Regions from separate parts of the Homo sapiens genome. Here region 1 is linked to region 2. Evidence: chromatin contacts called from ENCODE Hi-C or POLR2A ChIA-PET data. All regions are on one chromosome and are shown on one strand. Each heading gives the region's core, a stretch centred on a gene start or an enhancer-like site at or near the end of the contact. The rest is flanking DNA. Distances are from core to core; before and after follow the strand shown.

Region 1 (5,803 bases), core at 296-2,795, 240 kb before region 2:
ACTGTCTCTCTCTCCTAATTTCTAGGAAAGTCAAATAAGCAACTTAGTTTCAGCTTGGTGGCACGGAACTTCAGCATAAGTGACTCCATGTTGGGTTGATCTGTTGGGCATAGTGCAGGAGCTCAGTCCAAACCAATAGCCTCTTATAAATTTTATTTAACATAGTGATAACAACAATATGACCATGGTAATAATAGAGGCAGCTTACTATGTGCCTGGCACCATTCTAGGGACTTCACAATCTTTTTTTTAATGTCCTAAGTTCTTGAAGGCAAGGGGCTTTACAAATATTAACTACTGTAATTATTATAACGGTATTAAGTGGGTACTATTATTATCCCCACTTTTTAATGAGGCAAGGTTGAGAGGTCAACTAACTTGCCCCAGGCAAGCCCATGAGCACTTCCCACGTGCTAGAAACTAAGTCCAGAAATTGTACTAAGTACGATTAACTCGTTTAATACTCAAAGCAATCCCAAGATACCTGCTATCATTATCAGCACTTTCAGAGGGAACCAACAGAGCTCAAGGCAGCCTGAACCCGGAGCCCGCGCTTAGCCACCAGCTGCGTGGCTGCGGGCAGGGCGAGCTGACCCAGGCTGGGTGCGCGTGGGGCGGGGGCTGGGTAGAGATCTGTTCGCTCGAGTCCTCAGCAAGGGCCGCACTGGACGTCAGCTCTGAGTGTGACCAAGGCCCCCGGCTTCTCCAGATCTGGACGCCCCAGCCCGGGAGCTCCGTGCCAGCGAGCCTCTGAGCATCGCGGGCCGCTACTGCCCCCTGCCGCCGCCCGGGCCTTGCAGGGAGAGCTTGCCCGGAGCAGAGGCGCACGGCCACCGGGCCCCGGCAGCTCCCAGCCACGACCACCCAGAGACCCCGCAGAGGAAGCGGAAGCCGCCGCCCGGCACTTTCTGAATTCCCCTCTCCGCCCTCAGGTCCCTGCGGCCTCCCGTCACCTGCGTCACTTCTCGTGGGCTGGCGGATAGAGCCCGGCGGCTCCCCCACCCACTCGGCTCGCAGCCCACGCTCCCGACGCCCGAGTTGCCATGGTGAAGGACGCGGGAGAAACGCCGGAAGGGGCACGGACCCCAGGGAGAGCGCGGAGGCGGCCACGCGGGTCCTTCCTCCACCTGGGCCCAGGCACTTCCGGTCTCGTAGGCGTCGGGGAAAGCTCTTTGCGGACTTCGCTGCGGGCTTAGGACCTCCGACATGAAGGGAAGCGGGGGCTGGAGGACGCAGAGACTCTCCCTGGGCTGCTCGAAGGCCAAGGCTGTAACGCGGCTCCGGTCCTCGTTTTCCCGCCGTCGGTGCTGGCTGCCTGCAGTTGCCATGGTGACGCGGGCCGCGGGGCAGGGCAAGGTCCCAAGTCGCGTGCAGTTGCTCCTCGCCGTCGCCACTCTCCTGCCCCAGGCTGTGGGTAGCAGACGTCAAAAGAGATACACCAGAGCGCGACCCGGACTCAGGACCGCCCGGGTGGGGGCTGCTTCGGGCATTGGACACACTTCCCGGGCGCCTCGTGACCGCACACTCCTGGCCTCACACCTCGGGGTGGGTTTGCACGAGGGGGGGCCGAGCCCTGTCGCTGAGCGACACTGACCTTCTTAAGGCCACCTAGCTTTGGGTACAATGGATGTCTCATACTGAATTTTAATCAGCTTCTTACTGGAGGACATTAATGTTTGTTCAATCTTCGTTACTACAAAAAATACTAGAGTGGAGTGGTAATATCCTTGTATGTACGTGCACACGTGCAACTTTCTCTGTAAATTTCCAGAAGTAAAATTTCTATGTCAAAGGCCACATGCAATTTTAATTTTCATGAATATGACTAAATTGCTCTTCAAAGACACTAGCAAATTTACATCTCCACCAAAACTGGAGTCCGATAATTTTAATTAGGATTATATCAACAGCGATGAACTGTTGCAAAAGAATTTTCCAGAGCATTTTCCATTAAACCAATTCTTTGATCAGTTTTTTTTAATACAACATAGTTAAATAGTATCCATATCCATTTTTATTTTATGGAAATTGTCTTTACTGAGTGATTCTTTTACATATAAATTTCATGATAAAGATTTTACTTCTTTAAAATTTGTATGTCGAATTTTACTTTGGTTTCCATCATTGTGATATTTTGTATTTCATGCTTATTTTATTGAAAAAGAAAAAAAAAAGGGAACCCCGACATTCAGAAGCTAGCCTGGCATCACAGGTCCACCATGTTATCCTCCTATTGTACGTAGCGTCACAAAATAACAACCTCAGATATGGTTACAGAGAGCCTGATAAAGTGAGACATAGCAAATCTACTTTGAAATTTTGTCTAAGCACAGACAAAAACACAGTCACTGTGCCACTCACAAAATACCAAACACCCGTCTTGGAGAAAATGAGTGACTGCTACTTCTTTTTTTTTTCTCTCTCTTTTTTTTTTTTTTTTTTTTTGAGTCAGAGTCTCGCTCTGTCGCCCAGGCTGGAGTGCAGTGGCAGGATCTCGGCTCACTGCAAGCTCCGCCTCCCAGGTTCATGCCATTCTCCTGCCTCAGACTCCCAAGTAGCTGGGACTACAGGAGCCCGCCACCACGCCCAGCTAATTTTTTGTATTTTTAGTAGAGATGGGGTTTCACTGTGTTAGCCAGGATGGTCTCGATTTCCTGACCTCGTGATCTGCCTGCCTCAGCCTCCCAAAGTGCTGGGATTACAGGCGTGAGCCACCGTGCCCGGCCCCCTGCTAACTAATTACAGTTTTATCTTTCTTCTAGTTTGCCTTCTCTATAGATTAGATTTATTGAGATACCCAATCATGGAATTGGCTCCTGCTTCCTGACCACTTCCAATCTAGGGCGAATCCAACTTCCATAGGCCCTCCTTAAATTACCCATAAAAGCTCAAATCCAGTAATAGGTTCTTTATAACACCTCTTTTCGAAGATACCCCCCCATAGTTCTGTCATGGTATGTACTCTCCCTCAGTGCAACCCAACTTGTTCAACTATAGGTGTGTCCTGGTGGTCTTTGGCTAAAAGGCATTGACACTAGCAAGTTCTATTTTCTTTTCTTTCTGAGACACGGTCTCACCCTCTTGCCCAAGCTGGAGTGCAGTGGCGCCATCAGGGCTCACTGCAGCGTCAACCTTCAGGCTCAAGCAATCTTCCCACCTCAGCCTCCCAACTAGCTGGGACTACTGGCATGCACCACCACGCCTGGTTGATTTTCATTTTTGGAGACAGGCTTTCACTATGTTGCCCAGGCTGGTCTCGAACTCCTGGGCTCAAGGGATCTGCCTGCCTTGGCCTCCCAAAGTGCTGGGATTACAGGCATGAGCCACCATGCCCAGCCGCCATAGTTCCATTTCCTTTGGCAAAATTTTGTGGGTCCAAAAATCTGTCAATGGCAGTCCTCTACAAATGTTTAGTAAGGAGCAAATTTTACGTGGGCAGTCTGTTTTAGTTTGCATTGATTATTTCAACCAGATCTGATTTCCTTTGCTTCTTGTAATTTCCAGTGTTACCTTTAAGATGTGAGTCTTCTGAGTTCATAACAAATTTCACAGGTGCCATCTTAACCATTGTCAGTTTTATTTTGTATGATTTATAGACAAATCATACAAAATAAATGACTACCGGTGATAGTCATTATGAATCAGACAGAAGGTTGATAATTTTTTCATCTGCTTCTTGACTCAAGAACCTTCAGTAGGGCAGTGATGTAGGACCTGGATACGCAGCAAAGTAAAAATGATCTGCTTCAACCGGCAGGCTTGCTGTGTGCGCCATGCCCTTTACCAGGCACTGGGAACACAGGTCCTGCCATGAAAGTAATTCACAGTCTAATCAGAGCGATATAGGAGCTGGCTGGCCTCAACGTGCCAGATGGATGAGAATGAAAAGGGCCTTCCAAATGGAGGAAACAGCCAAATGCAACGAGTTTATTTATTCATTAAATATTTATCGAGTACTTACTTTGTGCCAGGAATTGGGCTGAGCATTGGGGATGCAGGAATGAGCATCTTCCATGTGGCCCCTGCTCTCCAGAAGCTCTTGGTCTGGTGGGGGAGATGCATATGAAACAATCGCTCCAGTGACTGCAATGTGTAATAACCACTGCAGAGAAAATCCAGAATTCTGTGGGAGCCTGGGACAATGGTAACCTGACAAGTGGGGGTCAAGGAGAGCTTCACTGAGAAACTCACTTTTAATCTGTGTGAAGGATGAGACAGACAAAGAGGAGGTTGTTCTTGGCAGAGGACACAATTCATGCCCTGAAGTGGGAAAAGACTTGACCTTTCTCATGGGATGAAAGCAAGCCAGTGTGGCTGGAATGAAGTGGGTTGGAGGAGGCTGTTGGAGTATGAATGAGGTGGACCGATATCTGATCCTGCAAGGGCTTGTCCACCATCCTAAGTTGTTTGCGTCTTAATTCAAAAGCAAGAAGTCAGGGAAGAGTATCAAGATAAGGGGTGGGGTGATTAGATTACAAATGCATTTTACTATGTCTATGGGAGAATGGATTGGGCGGCGGCAGGGGGGATGATAAACATCATGGAACCAATAAGAAGGAGAACACTGTAGTTGTTTACGGGAGCAACAATCACAATTGACCAGGTAGCACTCAGAGGAGGGAAATATCCATTGGAGCACTGAGGGTGGAAATGAGATTAGAATGGATTGAGGAGTGTGTGAGGTGAGGAATATCGGTGAAAAATATGAGAAACAACTGAGTTATGGACTGAATTGTGCACCCCAAAATTCATCTTAACTCCTAATGATTTTGAATGCCACTATATTTGGAGATAAGGTCTTTAAAGAGGTAATTAAGGTTGAATGAGGTCATATGGGTAATGACCTCATATTGACCTCATCCAATATGACTAGTATCCTTCTAAGAAGAGAGACACCCAGGGTGCACACACAGAGGAAAGACCATGTGGGGATACACTGAAAAGATTGCCATCTGCAAGCCAAGGAGAGAGGCCTCAGGAGAAACCAAGCTGCCAACACCTTGATTTTGGATTTCCAGCTTCTGAAACTGTCAGAAAATACATTTCTGTTGTTTAAGCCACTCAGTCTGTGGTATTTTGTTATGGGAGTCCTGGCAGATTAATATGAACCCAGATGTCCATATAATGAACAGTTGGGAAATAAATTATAATGCATCCATACTATGGGAAAGAGTCTTACCCTAAAATATGCCCATGCAAGTTCAAGACTTTGACTTTAAAAGGAGTTTAATTTCCATTAAATTTCTTTTCTTTGGCTTGTGAGGATTTCACTGCATTAGCAAAGACTGCTATTGAGCCTCTGGAGCAGCCTCCACATGGTCTTCTCTATGGTGACATAGTTGGTGCGGGTTGTAAGTAACAGACTCAGGCATCACTTGCATTGTTTCCTTTGTCTCTCTTATACTGCTTTTTAAAAAAATTTTTATGACTTTGAGAATCATGTGTGTATTTTGTTTCTGAAATTGTGCAGTAACTGTGTACCATCGGTTGAAATAGTAATTATCTTTTCCGTTTATGAAAATTCACCCTATGAATTTTCTTAGGAACAAACTAACCTTGTAATGAGAGGGATGACTGCGGAACTCTATGCAAATATTTAAAAGAATAAGGTAGGGAAAAATGAGGTAGAGCTAAATATAGTGACATGAAAAGATGCCCAAACCATATGGCTGAGTGAAGAAAAGAGGTGTATGTAGATTATGAAGCTTTTTTTGTTTTTTGAGTTTGTTTTTGTTTTTTTAGACAAGGTCTCATTCTGACTCCCAGGCTCGAGTGCAGTGGTGTGATCATGGCTCACTGCAGC
Region 2 (5,758 bases), core at 30-2,529:
ACTGACTGCATAGAAATCGAATAATAAGTTTTGTAAATTGAACTTAAAGGCTTAAGAATGACTAGGGTTTTTTTTTTAAGCTACTGTATTACATTGAATATTAAGTAACAAGTACTTGCAAGAAACCTTTTCTGCATCCAAAAAATCCCTTCCACACTGACATTCCCGGATTCACTCAAGAGCTAAGTTGGGGTTTTAGGGTAACCCCCAAAGTCCTTGCTTGTCTGCTAACTACACAGTAACTGCCAGTCTGGGTAGGGAACATTAAGGGTATGGAATCGGCAGGACAAGGCACCTGACTGGATTGGGAGAGAGAAAGAGGAAAAGCGTCGAGAATGAGCTTGGTTCAGTTTGGGCACAGGTGAGTATGCAGAGAGCACCAGCAGGCCTTGGGAACTCCTAAAGCATCCCCACCATATCATCTCATCATCTCTCTCATCTCAACCTCCCAAGGTTACACATTGATCTTCACTGGAGATTTTCTTTTGGAGAAGGAGGTCCTAGCACACTCTCATGAAAGAGTTGGGGCTGACACTGAGGAGCCCTGGGGAGCCCTGGAAGAGAGGGTGTCTCTGAGAGCCACCTCCATGCTCTCTGCCTAAGGGACGGATCCTCAACGTAACCACAATCTGAAAACAATCATTGCTGACATTTGGGGTGGATGCTATGGGAGCCACATCTAGGCCCCTGATTCTGGCTGTCATACCCCTCCCCACTCCAGATCTAGGGGCATAAAAGACCAGTCACTCACCTCGTGGTAGTGCAGCTCCCACTCCAGAGCTCCCCTAGGAGCAGGCTGAAGCTAGTGCACAGCTGAGACCACTTTCTTGCTTGGCAGCATGCTGCAGAATGCTCTGCTGGCTGCCAGGGAAACTGGTCTGAGGGTCAGGCTCCCTCCTTCACCCTCAGCTTCCTTCCCTTCTTGGACAGCCACCTCTGCAGGCCCTCAGTGTTTGTGGAGTGAATAACTTGGGTTACATAAAGCCCTGGCACACAGTAGGCCCTCAGTGCAGTCCCCATTGACTTCCCAGAGGTCCAGAGTTTTCACAGAGATCCCGGGACGTCTCACAGGACATCTTGTTCCTCGGTAGTGACCTTGCTCTAGCCTTCAGGGCTGCACCTGGACTTCAGGGAGTCTTAATGGGGCAGGAGACCCCCCGGCCCCGCCCTCTGGGCAGGTGCGCGAAGATGATGCACGCACAGGAGGTGGCGGCCGCGAGGTGGGTGGGCGGCAGCCGCGTGTCTCTGATCTGGGAGCGCCCCCTCGTGGCGAGATGAGCCATGCACGTTGAGGGAGGATTTCCCCACCGTCCACGTGGTCTTAAGGGTTCAAACTCAAGGAGACAAAAGGAGAGACGCTCAGGGGATCATCTAATATAAACGGGCGGTCGTCAGCATTAAGATAAGAAGTCTTGGTGCTTCCTATTAAAATAAGTTGTTCTGCAGTGCGGTCTTTCCTCTTAGCCTGCAAATGATTAGGCAATTTCCTCACTGCAAAGAAAGGGAAATCCTGTTTGCCCCAGCTCTCATCGGAACCAGTGGAGAGTGAGCTTGGATAGTGGCGTTCAGAAATTTAAACCTCACTCGAGTAGAAAGCACTTTTGCTTCCTCCACCCATCCCATGTTTTCTCCATTTAAAATTAAAAACGAAGATAAAAACAGGCCGGAAGTATTTTGTCTACCCAGCTCTGCCTGAAGCTCTGGGGGAAATTTTCAGTAATGATGATGATGATGATCAAAGCAAAAATAGTAAACTATAAATGTGGAGAGCTCTCAACTAAGGTGGGAACGTCTGAGAGGAAGAGCTTTTCATGAGCCTAGAACTCTTAAAGAAAACGTTATTCGTGGCACTCGCTGAAGGTGGTGAGGCCAATTCAAGGTCCCCTGGCGATGGGTATAGGGATCGCTGCAGTGGGGTCTCATAGTGGGAAGAGAGATGGGGCTCAGTTCTGACTCCAACAGGGACAAGTGAGAATTTATAACCAAGGAGCAGAGCGGGGGTCCACGGATGGAAAATTACTAAGAGGAAACCTCAGGGATTTTCTGGCTAAACTAACGTGAGAGGATTATTGCTGAAGGCAGGCCAAGCTGATCAGATATCCACAATGGTCGGACACCAAGAGTGGGGATTTTTGCTAAACTGATTTAGCAGGATTCTTGCTCCAGCTGGAGTCTACAAGGACAGAGAGGCTGCCTAGTCAAGTGGAGGACTCAGAGGAGACAGACTAGTTTGTGTCAAAGGAGAGAGTCTTTGTCTCCTTTGACCAAACCCCGGGAGGTGCTATGCGTGAAATTCAGCTGCTCAGATGTGCAAATGAGAAAGTGCGCTTCTGTAAGAGAAGAGACATAGTATGGGCTTTATAATTTTAAAAAAACCCAGGAGGGATTTCAGGTAGTACGAAAAGAATGGGGGGACTGGAGTGAATGAATACTTGTCGAGCCCTTATTTTTTCCATGTGGCTCTTATTATTCTGTCAGGGACATTGAAACAGGAGTGACTCCATCTTGAATAGGGGCTGGGTAAAATAAGGCTGAGACCTAATGGGCTGCATTCCCAGGAGGTCAGACAATCTTAGTCACAGGATGAGATAGAAGGTTGGCAGGACTAGTATCACAAGATACAGGTCACAAAGACCCTGCTGATAAAACGGGATGTGGTTAAAACAAAAAAAAAAGAGCCAAAACCCACTGAAACCAAGATGGTGATGAAAGTGACCTCTGGTCATCCTCACTGCTCATTATGCGCTAATTATAATGCATTAACATGCTAAAAGACACTCCCACCAGCACCCATGACAATTTACAAATGTCATGGTAATGTCAGGAAGTTACCCTATATGGTCTAAAGCAGGGAGGAACCCTCAGTTCTGGAAATTGCCCACCCCTTTCCTGGAGCACTCATGAATAATCCACCCCTTGTTCAGCAGGTAATCAAGAAATAACTGTAAGTATACTCAGTTGAGCAACCCACGCCACTGCTCTGTGTGTGCTTTACTTTCCTAATAAACTCGCTTCCACTTTATGAACTTCCTCTGAATTCTTTCCTGTGCGAGGTCCAAGAACCCCCTCTTGAGGTCTAGATCAGGACCCCTTTCTGGTAACAATCACATCTTTACCTTAGCCTTGACAAATAAAGGCAATTTTTCCATTTTACAGATAGAGAAACAGGCTCAGAGAAGAAAGGGGCTGAGCTCAAAGTGACATCATTGAAAAGCAAAGGGCTAGGATTAAAAACCAGGCTCCTAATATCAACCTCAGTGTTTGCCACAGCACTGGGTCAACGGATCTACCGACACTCGTTCATCCATTGATTTATTCATCAAATGTTTATTGAATACCTACTATGCACCAGATACAGTTATAAGCACTGGGGATACAGCCACGTCCACAACTGGCTGAAGAAATTAGGGCTACAAATATTGCTGGGTGGGGAGGCTCAGATGACCAATGATATTTCTTTACTAACTACTTTCGTTTATCAGCTCATTCACCAATCCATTTATTTTTTATTTTATTTTATGCAAAGTGTTTACTGACTTATTTATTCATCCATTCTCTCAGTCACTTATTTTCTTATTTACTTATTCATTCATCCACTCAAACATTGATTCACTTGTTCATTCATTCTTTTGATCATTTATTTATTTATTCACCTGCTCATTATTTGCTCATTCTACTACTCCATCAATCATTTACTCATTCCTTCACTAATTCATACTCTCATGTGTCTGTAAATCTCTCCATCCATCCATCCTTCATTCCTCCTATACATCCATCAATCTCTCATAAATCCATCCATTCCCCTGTCCACCCATATCTCCCTGTCTTCTTTCTTTCCTTCCATTTCTCCCTCCCTCCTTCTTTTCTCCGTCCCTTCCTTCTTTCTTTCCATCTATGGTTCCTCCAGTCACTCCTCCATCAATCCCTCCCTTCTTCCCTCTATCCACCCCTACATTGCCTGTCCATTCTTTCAGGCCTCATGCTGACCCTGAAAATTAAGAAATAATACAACCCATTTCAACCTCCAAGGCACTTACCATCTAGTAGTGGTCAGTGACAAGAAGAAAGGGCACCATATCACTGTGATTAGAAATGAGACAAGAAGCTAGGGGAGGGTGGCAGAGAGGAACCCTAAGTCACCTGAGGGCTGGGAAATCCAGGCTGAGTCCTAAAGGAAAAGTCAGCCGCATTGAGCAGGATGGAGGCAGTGGGAGTTTCAGGCAGAGGGAATCGCATATATACACGCTTGGAGGCAGAGCGGGCACAGCGTGATTGGGGACGGGCAAGTGTGGCTGGATCTTAGGAAGGGCAGGGAGGCAGTGGAGAGATCACACCCACTACTCTCCCAGGCATTGCTTCCTGAGATTCTTAGCTTTGTGTATTGTGAGGATGGCCACATTTGGTGCTCGGTCTACCCTAGTCCCCCTCTGGCCTCCTCCATCAGCTTGACAGGGCAGTCCTATAGGATTGCAAGAAATCCAGGCTACCCATAGTGTCGTCGGTAACAGGGCTCACCTTTCCTCATCACTGTCAGAGCCAGCAGTGAAGAGAACACTGCCCAACCCCCCCAGGCTTCCCCTTTGTCTGTGGTGATACCCTGGGCTGTGATACCCCCACAGAAACATCTTCTAGATCAGCTCTAGCACAGACCTCCCCAGCTTCCACGCCTCCCCCATGTCTGATAGGTCTCCAGGCCCTGCCCCTTTCACCTCTTCATCACCTCCTCCTTGTCAGCCAGACAGATATTTACCTAACTCTGACCCCCATTAGGCCAGCCTCTCCCTACCAGCCCTGTCTCTCACTTCTCTTCCTCTAGCGGCTTCCCCCAGACCCCACATGCCCATTCCTCTGCCTCCAGAGTAGCCTCTCTGAAGCTCCAATATCCTCATGCCATCCACCTGCATAAAATCCTTTAAGGATACCTTGTTCCAGGCCAGGGAGTCAAGTCCAAACTCCCTGGCCAGGCATACAGATTCTTTATCATCTGGCACATGCTATTTCTCCAGGCTTGTCTGGCTCTTACATCCTCACGTGTACTATCCTTGCAGACCAGAGCCCCAGACATTCCCAACACATCCCACTTCTACTCACTTTTGCCACCTTGTAACTGTTGGAACTTTGCCTGTGGTGGCCTTCCCTGCCTTGTCCCCCGAGAAGACTCTTGCTCATCCTTCCAAACCTGGTTGGGTGCATCCATCAGACCTTGTCAGGATTGCTATTTTACCAGTCATCATATTTCATTGCATATCTGTCTGTCTCCCTTCACTAGACCGCAAGCCCCTGGGAGACACAAGCCTTTTCACAGTCTTCACTGCTTTCTCAGTGTCTAAAACAGTGCCTGACACACAGAAGGTACTCACTCAATAAGCATTCTATGGACAAATGAATGAATGAACGAAATATCTCTATGGATGTCTGGGTCCTCTGAGATTGTGTGTCCAGCCTGGCCGCTTATCCTGCCATGGGAGAAGCTCTGCAGACATTGGACAAAGTCTCACATGACATCAAGTGGGGAAAACAATCTGGTTGCTTGGCATTTAGGGCTGGTTTCCAAGCATTTGTCTTGACAGGGAGATCCTGTCTGTAATGCTGGCTGGCAGATCACTGTCCTGAGGGTGGGATGGGCCGCCCAGAGGTTACCCAGCTGCTAGGATTATGGTAGTCAGGTGAACTCCGGAATCAGAGCCAGTGATCTCGGGGAGAAGGTGGTGGTGAATGAAGACTCATTCAGAGGTGCTAGCAGCTGCTGTCTGAGATT

What was found. Hi-C counts contacts between places; a loop is a spot of excess contacts on that map. ChIA-PET counts read pairs that join two places held with the same protein, here RNA polymerase II (POLR2A). Pooled maps may share reads with other maps.
Region 1: a loop to region 2 is called in a pooled map, with 5 times the contacts of the local background. The contact joins the promoter of LINC03086 here to the enhancer-like site in region 2. A Hi-C loop is called at or near these places in 6 of 50 pooled maps. POLR2A ChIA-PET finds 5 or more read pairs at or near these places in 3 of 52 experiments (CD4-positive, alpha-beta T cell, PC-9 and activated B cell).

Annotation. Positions count from the first base shown.
Region 1 is chr20:2,202,670-2,208,472 of GRCh38, reverse strand. LINC03086 (long intergenic non-protein coding RNA 3086) reads right to left here and starts at 1,545. Exons shown (of 2, transcript NR_161305.1): 1 at 954-1,545. RefSeq lists enhancers at 1,152-1,271, 954-1,454.
Region 2 is chr20:1,961,337-1,967,094 of GRCh38, reverse strand. It overlaps PDYN-AS1 (PDYN antisense RNA 1), which reads right to left. Exons shown (of 4, transcript NR_134520.1): 3 at 752-1,491. Among named protein-coding and RNA genes, the nearest start is that of PDYN-AS1, 17 kb to the right of the region's middle. RefSeq lists an enhancer at 1,983-2,533. Within about 2 kb of position 1,279, at least 6 of the 41 ENCODE cell types and tissues checked have a DNase peak (open chromatin) inside an H3K27ac peak, as active enhancers do.